2 separate regions of the Homo sapiens genome follow, and region 1 is linked to region 2. A link is an interaction called in ENCODE POLR2A ChIA-PET data of the cell type or tissue named here. Cell type or tissue: A673. All regions are shown on one strand. Each heading gives the region's core, and the rest is flanking DNA. Links, peaks and the distances in the headings are about the cores only.

The links. ChIA-PET counts read pairs that join two places held together with the same protein. Peaks named below come from ENCODE experiments on the same cell type or tissue, not always from the same donor. Only the 100,000 strongest peaks of a DNase experiment are listed, where the experiment ranks them.
Region 1: POLR2A ChIA-PET joins it to region 2 with 7 read pairs; 1 of 35 experiments calls an interaction of 5 or more read pairs at or near these places.

The regions. Positions count from the first base shown.
Region 1 is chr22:20,238,321-20,242,700 of GRCh38, reverse strand. It overlaps RTN4R (reticulon 4 receptor), which reads left to right. Exons shown (of 2, transcript NM_023004.6): 2 at 1-1,286. The coding sequence ends at 990. Among named protein-coding and RNA genes, the nearest start is that of MIR1286, 8.7 kb to the left of the region's middle. RefSeq lists silencers at 3,590-3,649, 3,861-4,155, 4,340-4,380 and an enhancer at 4,139-4,380. In A673, for the core only: CTCF peaks have their summits at 3,953 (motif pointing right) and 3,974 (motif pointing right); a DNase peak (open chromatin) is centred at 3,980; H3K27ac peaks cover 1,484 bases.
Region 2 is chr22:19,659,413-19,664,292 of GRCh38, reverse strand. It overlaps the pseudogene LOC100420103. Among named protein-coding and RNA genes, the nearest start is that of SEPTIN5, 53 kb to the left of the region's middle. In A673, for the core only: no CTCF peak of the experiment used is centred there; a DNase peak (open chromatin) is centred at 2,862; H3K27ac peaks cover 514 bases.

The DNA of each region.
Region 1 (4,380 bases), core at 1-4,000, 580 kb before region 2:
CTGGGCCCGGGGCTGTTCCGCGGCCTGGCTGCCCTGCAGTACCTCTACCTGCAGGACAACGCGCTGCAGGCACTGCCTGATGACACCTTCCGCGACCTGGGCAACCTCACACACCTCTTCCTGCACGGCAACCGCATCTCCAGCGTGCCCGAGCGCGCCTTCCGTGGGCTGCACAGCCTCGACCGTCTCCTACTGCACCAGAACCGCGTGGCCCATGTGCACCCGCATGCCTTCCGTGACCTTGGCCGCCTCATGACACTCTATCTGTTTGCCAACAATCTATCAGCGCTGCCCACTGAGGCCCTGGCCCCCCTGCGTGCCCTGCAGTACCTGAGGCTCAACGACAACCCCTGGGTGTGTGACTGCCGGGCACGCCCACTCTGGGCCTGGCTGCAGAAGTTCCGCGGCTCCTCCTCCGAGGTGCCCTGCAGCCTCCCGCAACGCCTGGCTGGCCGTGACCTCAAACGCCTAGCTGCCAATGACCTGCAGGGCTGCGCTGTGGCCACCGGCCCTTACCATCCCATCTGGACCGGCAGGGCCACCGATGAGGAGCCGCTGGGGCTTCCCAAGTGCTGCCAGCCAGATGCCGCTGACAAGGCCTCAGTACTGGAGCCTGGAAGACCAGCTTCGGCAGGCAATGCGCTGAAGGGACGCGTGCCGCCCGGTGACAGCCCGCCGGGCAACGGCTCTGGCCCACGGCACATCAATGACTCACCCTTTGGGACTCTGCCTGGCTCTGCTGAGCCCCCGCTCACTGCAGTGCGGCCCGAGGGCTCCGAGCCACCAGGGTTCCCCACCTCGGGCCCTCGCCGGAGGCCAGGCTGTTCACGCAAGAACCGCACCCGCAGCCACTGCCGTCTGGGCCAGGCAGGCAGCGGGGGTGGCGGGACTGGTGACTCAGAAGGCTCAGGTGCCCTACCCAGCCTCACCTGCAGCCTCACCCCCCTGGGCCTGGCGCTGGTGCTGTGGACAGTGCTTGGGCCCTGCTGACCCCCAGCGGACACAAGAGCGTGCTCAGCAGCCAGGTGTGTGTACATACGGGGTCTCTCTCCACGCCGCCAAGCCAGCCGGGCGGCCGACCCGTGGGGCAGGCCAGGCCAGGTCCTCCCTGATGGACGCCTGCCGCCCGCCACCCCCATCTCCACCCCATCATGTTTACAGGGTTCGGCGGCAGCGTTTGTTCCAGAACGCCGCCTCCCACCCAGATCGCGGTATATAGAGATATGCATTTTATTTTACTTGTGTAAAAATATCGGACGACGTGGAATAAAGAGCTCTTTTCTTAAGCTGTGGCCTCTCAGGCTAGGGTGCTGTGGGCGGTGAGAAGCAGGGGTGGGTGCTGGACGGGCAGCCTCTCCCCCATCACAAGGCCCCCAGAGGAAGGGAGTTGCCTGGCACCACAGGTGGGACAGCCTTGGCCAAGGGCAGCTCCAATGTCAGGTGCCCCTGGCCCCCCAGCCGCACAGATGGAGCATGCTTGGTGGCTGACGTCGTTGAGCCTGGCTGATGGAGCACATGCCAGGTCCATGGGTCTGGACATAGCAGCCCCTGTGGGGACAGTTGCTCTCGGGCCCCCCACCCCAATCAGGCTGCCCGGGCAGCCCCCAGGAGGAGGCTGAGGATGAGGGACCCTGTTCCTACCCCTGGTGGGTGGCAGGAGAGGAAGGCCCTGAAGGAGAGTTGGGCGGGTCAGGCCTGGCCTCAAGGCCCAGTGGGGGCTGTATGCACCCTCACACCGCTGCTGGTGGTCACACTAGACCCCACATGCGTGTCTGGGGCACCCCCACTTACAGCATGCCCACACCCCAAACATAGGCCGTGGTGGGTCTGCATGTCCCTGCACCCATGTATGCATACACGCATGCACACACAGCAGGGCAGGGAACACATGTCCACACACATGCAGGCACCGGGGGCTCGAGAGCAGCACACGCATCCAGGCAAAAATATGCACAGGCAGAAATATGCACAGGCACGCTTTCCCACGGCCTGGGCCGAAGAGGACTCAGAAACAAAAGGGAAGGGCCACGTGGCCAGGAAGCCTTCCCAGGAAAGGGCCCCCTCCCCGCCAGGGCAGTGGCTGGGGAGGGGGAGAGGGAGAAAAACAGTGACGTGGGGGAGGGTGTGGGGGAGCGTTGCTGGTGAAGCCAGATGGTCGTGGGGGCGGCCGGGGCTCCAGAAGCCTGGGGGGAGGAGAAGGAGGGAGAAGAAGCGGGGAGGACGCGCTTAGCAGCCAAGGCCCCAGCTCCTCCGCCCGCTTCTCTGTGCGTGTGCTGCGGCCCAAGGCTCAGACCCCTCCCATCAAGCACAGGGCAGAGCCAGGATGCAGTGGTCCTGTCTGGCCTGTACCCTCCTCAGGGTCCTCCCACATGTCCTGTCTCTCCTGAGAGACCCTGTGCCTGTGCCCACAGGTGCTGAGGCCCCCCGTGTGGCTGCGCACACCTCCACCTGCAGTTTGCCCCTCTGCTCACCTGAGATCCAGGGCCGGCAGCCTTGCCCCAAGGCTGGGGGCAGCTCAGGCAGGGCAGCCCTGCCGGGGTGGGGTGCTGTTTGCCCAGGGCTCCCTCTGCAGCCCCTCTGGGCCCAGGAGACCCTTGGCAGCCCCAGCAGAGGCCTCTCCATGGATGGCCTGATGTCAAAATGTTGTGCAGTCTCTGTCCTGTGCCTGGAGCTCTACCATCAGCACCCCTGGCACCCCCAGTCTCTGTGACCCCACAGCCAGGCCCAGGATTCTGCCAGGCTGTGCCTGGGCACTGGCATAGGCAGGGTTTTATTCAGTTTTTCTCCCAAGTGGCCCCTGTCATGCCTGAGAAGAGGCAGCTAAACTGCTGGATCTGGGCTAGTGCTCTCAGCTGAGGCTGGGGGCTCCTTGCAGTCAGAGCCAGGAAACCGAAGCCACCCATTTCCAAAGAGCCTTGAGCCCCACCTGAGTGACCCAACTGCAGTGGATGCTGGCGCCCTCAATGGCTTGTGGAAGGACAGCAGATCCTGCCTCAGCTTGCACACCTCCCAGGACAAGGAGTTCATTACCTCTGCTGGGCCCACTCCTAACTAAGAAGCAGGCACCTGTCGCCCTCAGGCCAGCTTCGGGGCTGACTGTCACCACCAGCTGCCCTCAGGGCTCTGCACCCTCCCCTCCAGGCCACAGTGGGGGCCTGTGCAGTGGCAGGGGTGGGGAGTTGGGCACAGTCCAACCAGACCTGAGGACGGGGTGAGAGGATCCGGAAGGAAGTGGACGAGTTTTAAGTTGGACTCAGCAGGATGCATGGACGCTCCCATGGGGTGGAGGCGGCAGGCAGGGCTCCCAGGCCTGAGCAGCCGGCACGGGGCGCCCGTCCCTGAGGTGGGGGCGCCGAGAGGAGCGGCCGCTTTGTCGAGGCCCAGGAGACATCTGGGCGGGGGTGTCGCGTGGGCTGTGCAGGCTGAGCTCAGCAGAGGGGCCCGGCTGGAGGACACATTTGGGAGTCGTGAGCACTTGGGTGATATTTACAGCCCAGGAAGAGATGAGCTCACCGGCCGGCCGCTGCTGACGAGGGGCCCGGAGTGGGCGGGGCGTTGGGCCAGGGCCCAGGGACTCAGCTCCTTCCTGCGCCGACCCCGGCACTCCCCAGCTCTGCCTGACCAGCCCCGGCCGGCTGGGCCCCTGAGGTCAGGTGCTGGACCAGGCAGGGGTTGGGGGTGGCAGCTGGTGTCCAGCCTTGATCACCCAGACCCCAGAGCAGGTGCAGAAAGCTAATTAAAGCTGCGTGAATCAGCCTTGAGGGTATCAAATCCTGGCCCCCACCCCATGCGGGCTGCTGGTCTACCACAGACTCTCCTGGCCCCGTCCAAAGATGCCTGGCCAGCCCCAGGGGGCCCTGTGGACCGAATCCTTCACAGCTCATGGGCCTGTCCCTGTGTTGCAGGCCTAGCCAGGGCAGCACCACCCAGCACAATTGGTGGAGGTGACAGCTGGGGCTGGGCTCACCACTAGGTGGCTGTAGCCGACCTGGGTGGGGGATAGGGGCAAGCAACCCTCAGATGTCGGGCCCAGGCTGGGCTGCTCCTGGGGATTCCTCTCAACCACCCCGACTCCACCCCTGCGGCCCTGGGGGCTGAGCTGCACCAGAGCTGCCCTGCACACCTGTCTGCCCAGGGCTGCAGGAGCAGCCCTGTCCTTGGATGGGAGCGCCTGCCCCCTGTTTATCTGGCTGCCCAGGGCTTTGCCTAGTAATTGGGAGAATTACTTTTTAATCCTTAAATTAGTTCTGAAATAATAGAAGCTGCCGAATGTTCAGCAGCCGATGGTAAACTAACATCCAGCGAGACTGAGAACATGCCGGAAACAAGTTGAGAGGGAGGCAAGTGTTTGTGGTGTGAGCTGGGGCCCGGGGCGGGCCA
Region 2 (4,880 bases), core at 550-4,549:
ACCAGCACAGACAGCCCTGTCCCTGAGGGACCTGTCTTCATAGAGAGGAGATCTACTGACCTCAATACACAAATAAGTCATTGCTATATCCCGCGGTGGAGCGTGGGATGGGGACAAGCGCCAGGAGAAAAGAAAGCAGGGGAGGGAGGCGGAGTCCCAGGGGGCAGGAGAGGGGAGGAGGCACAGCAGGGCCCTAGCAGATGCAGGAGCTGGCAGACGCTCTTCACAAAACGAGTGGGTTTTCCGGAACTGCACGGGTACTGACTATTCGGCCTGCTCCTGGTCTGTACTGACTGATCCCTTACAGTGTGGTAAATGCCCACCTCCACCGCATCCACTCTCAGTCCCTACATTGTGACGTAGCACTGGGGCCAGCCATGGCTGGACAAGGTGGACCCCCACGCACCTGAGGGCCAGCCTGCACCCTAATTGGGAACCTCCAAACTTGGGCCTGGAGATATCTAAGAAAATTGACCTGGGGGTGAGGGGAAAGGGGATGGGGGAAGGAGAATAGAGCAGAGAGAGGGAAGGGAGGCTATGTAGCAGAGAGAGATGGAAAGGGAGAGACCACAGGGAGGGGAGGAGGGCTCAGGGCCAGAGCAGCTGTCCAGGCCCCAAGGACTGCAGCTCAGTCCAGACCATACATCCTGAAAGCTGGCCCCGTGCCACTCCCAGCCACATGCTTCCTGCTCTGCTGCAATGTGACCTTAAACCATGGCACAGCAATCTGTGTGATGTAGCCAGTGCCCTGCTGATAGGTGTGCGGCGGTTTACAGTATCTGGCAATGCTAGATGATCAAGCAGTGAGTACCCTCGCTGACAACTCGAGCATTTCTGTGGCTGCAGCAGCTGCTGGATACAGCATGGGCACTTTTTGGCACGATTTCATGTCTGTCTTCATCTTAGTCATCTCTAGTTTTTCTCAATTTCATCATTCTAATTTATAAAGTGGTAAGATCATAATATCCTTTATTTCTGTTCAAAGAGAACAAGATCATTTAGAAGTGAGTTAGTGGGCCAGGCATTGATGGCTCACACCTGTAATCCCAGCACTTTGGGAGGCCGAGGCGGGCGGATCACTTGAGGTCAGGAGTTTGAGACCAGCCTGGCCAACATGGCAAAATTCTGTCTCTGCTAAAAATACAAAAAAAAAAAAAAAAAAAAAATAGCCGGGCATGGTGCTGCATGCCTGTAGTCCCAGCTACTCGGGAAGCTGAAGCAGGAAAATAGCTCGAACCCGGGAGGCAGAGGTTGCAGTGAGCCAAGATCACACCATTGCACTCCAGCCTGGGTGACAGAGCAAGATTTGGTCTCAAAAAAAAAAAAAAAAAAAAAAAAAAAAGTGAGTTAGTGGAGAAAAGGGGAAAACATCTTTGAGGGTGCACTTCCGATCAGCCACTTTTCAATGAGAATTTTGAAAGGCATACACACACATACACACAAACACACGTATATGAGTAGGAGAGAAAATATTAAATGGAACCCCCATATACCCATCAGCTAGATTTAAAATTATCAACATTTTGTTTTATCTGCTTTGTCTCTCCTGTTTTCTTTGTCTAAAGTATTTCCAGCATGGCCCAGACACATTTGATCCCTAAATATTTTGAGATACATGAAAAGATAAGAATTTTAGGCCAGGTGCGGTGGCTCACGCCTGTAATCCCAGTGCTTTGGGAGGCCGAGGCAGGATGATCACCTGAGGTCAGGAGTTCAAGACCAGCCTGGCCAACATGGTGAAGCCCCGTCTCTACTAAAAATACAAAAATTAGCCGGGCATGGTGGCAGGCGCCTGTAATCCCAGCTACTCCGGAGGCCGAGGCAGGAGAATCCCTTGAACCTGGGAGGCAGAGGTTGCAGTGAGCCGAGATCGTGCCATTGCACTCCAGCCTGGGGGACAAGAGCTAGACTTCGTCTCAAAAAAAAAAAAAAGAATTTTAACATATCATCCCATTATACTGTCATCACACCTGACAAAATAAAAAACACGAAACACAGTGTTTTCCATCATCCAGCATCAGCCCACATCAGCGTCTCCCCAGTGGCTCTCCAGGTGACTCTCCCTCGGGCTGCGACATTCTGAAGTCTGTTGCCCCAGCTCACTCAGGGGCCAGAGGCCCCGCTCCCAGTCCGTGAGCAGGGAGTTCGGAAGCAGCGGCAGACACTGCCCCGATGTGGCTTGTCTGCCCTGTGAGGGAGGAAATCTGCCCCTCGACAGGACCGGGGGCAGCAGGCAGGGGTGGAAGGGGAGGACCTTTGCCCCAGCAGGTGGAAAAACATTCCAGCAAATTTACTTATAACTGAAAATATATTTATTTTACTTTGGAAGAAGAGTTTAGGAAGAAATATAAAGTATTTTAACCAAACCATTTTCTGTGTCACTGATCTTTTATTTATAAAGAGGCTGGACACGGTGGCTCATGCCTACAATCCTGGCTCTTTGGGAGGCTGAGGTGGGAGGATCACTTGAGTCCAGGAGCTCAAGACCAGCCTGGAACACGGCAAGACCCCATCTCTATTAAATTTTTTTAAATTAATTGGGTGTGGTGGTGCATGCCTGTAGTCCTAGCTCCTCAGGAGGCTAAGGTGGGAGGATTGCTTTAGCCAAGGAGTTCGAGGCAGCAGTGAGCTATGATTGTGTCACTGCACTCCAGCTTGGGTGACAGAGTGAGACCCTATTTCAAAAACGAAAAAGGAAGGAAAGAAGGGAGGGCGGGAGGGAGGGAAGAAGGAAGGAAGGAAGGAAGGAAGGAAGGAAGGAAGGAAGGAAGGAAGGAAGGGAGGGAGGAAGAAAATGGTCCTTATGGCCCCTGCCTACTCATTAGAATTCTCACACTCTGGATGGTACATCTCAAATGGGGCCCCCTGATGCCTGGAGTTTCCTCATTTCCCCAACTGCACCCCCACAACATACCAGTGATCTGACTGTCTGTATGGAGACTCAGACACTCAGTCCAAGCCTCTCTCCCTTCCTCTCTCCCTGGCTCTCTCCTGGTCTCTCTCTCCCTCTGTCTCTCTCTGCCTACCTCCCCTCTCATCTCTTTTTGGTTTGGATTTCATGTTTTTATTTTATTAGTTTTTTTTTTTTGTTTTTTTGTTTTTTAAGAGATGGAGTCTTCCTCTGTCACCTAAGCTGGAGTGTAGTGGTGTAATAATAGCTCACTACAGCCTCAGATTTTGGGTTCAAGCGATCCTCCTGCCTCAGCCTTACCAAGCAGCCAGGACTACAGGTGCATGCCACCATACCCAGCTAATTTTTTTTTTAATTTTTATTTTGTAGAGATAGGGTCTTGCTCTGTTGATCAGGCTTGTCACAAACTCCTGGGCTCAAGCTATCCTCTCGCCTTGGCCTCCGAAAGTACTGGGATTACAGGCCTGAGCCACCACACCCACCTCATGTGTGTGTGTGTGTGTGTGTGTGTGTGTTTAATGACATGTAATTTACATGCTATGAGATTTACCTTTTTGGCCATGCACGGTGGCTCACGCTGGTAATCCCAGCATTTTGGGAGGCCGAGGCGGGTGGATCATGAGGTCAAGAGATTGAGACCAGCCTGGGCAACATGGTGAAACCCTGTCTCTACTAAAAACACAAAACTTAGCCAGGTGTGGCTGCGGGCGCCTATAATCCCAGCTGCTCGAGAGGCTGAGGCAGCGAATTGCTTGAACCCAGGAGGCAGAGGTTGCAGTGAGCCGAGATCGGGCCACTGCCCTCTAGCCTGGGCGACAGAGTGAGAATCCATCTCAAAAAAAGAAAAAGACTCACCTTTTTAAAGCGTACAATTCAGTCGTTGTTAGCATATTTTAAATGTTATGCCACATCATAAACTATGTAATTCCAGAATATTTTCATCACCTCCCAATAATGTTCCGTACCCATTAGCAGTCACTCGCCGTTCTCCCCTGTCTCCAGCTTCTGGCAACCACTAACCCACTTTCTGTCTCTTGTGGATCTGCCTATTCTAGACATTCATGTAAATGGAATGACAAACTATGTGGCTTTTTGTGCCTGGCTTCTTTCACTTAGCATGATGTTTTTAAGGCTCATACATGTTTTAGCATGCGCCAGTACTGACCACCCAGGGGTTGATCTCAGCTGGGGCCTGACGTTTTCTTAGCGCCTGGTGTCCACCTGAGGCCTGGGTGTCAACTTGGGGCCAGATATCCAACCGAGGCCTGAGTGTTTCCTGGTGCCTGAGGAGTTCCTGGGACCCGGATTTCCACATGGGGCCCGATGTCTGGACTTCTGAGGCCTAGGTGTTTACTTGGGACCTAGAGGTGCACCCGAGACTTGATGTTCATCGGGGGTTTAGGTATCCGTATGGGGTTGGGTGTCCACCCGGGGCCTGATATCCAGTTAGAGTCACGTGTCCACCTGAAACCTCATGTTTACCTGGGGTCAGGGGGTCCATCAGGGGCCTGGTTTTGACCTGGGACCTGGGCATTTGCTGATGTCCACCGAGAGTTTAGTATCCACCTGGGGCCTGATGGAATCCTGGGGACTGGTCGTTAGCTAGGGCCTGGGTGTCCACCCGGGGCATTGATCTTCAGCTGGGGCCTGGAGTTCTCCTAGGGCCCGGTGTCCACCTGAGGCCTGTGTGTCAGCCTGGGACTGGATAGTCACCTGGGGTCTCAGTGTCTACCAGGGCCTGATGACTTCTTGGGGCCTGATTGTCCATATGGGACCTAACAACCTGACATATGGGGCCTGGGTGTTTCCCTGGGGCCTGGGTGTCCAGCTGAGGCCCGATGTTCACCAGGGGCCTAGTATCTACCTGGGTGCCTAGGGTGCACTGGCTTCCTGCTGTCTACCTGGGGCCTGGGTGTTCCCCTGGGGCCTGGGTATCAGCTGGGAGCCTGGTACCACCTGCAGCCTGGTG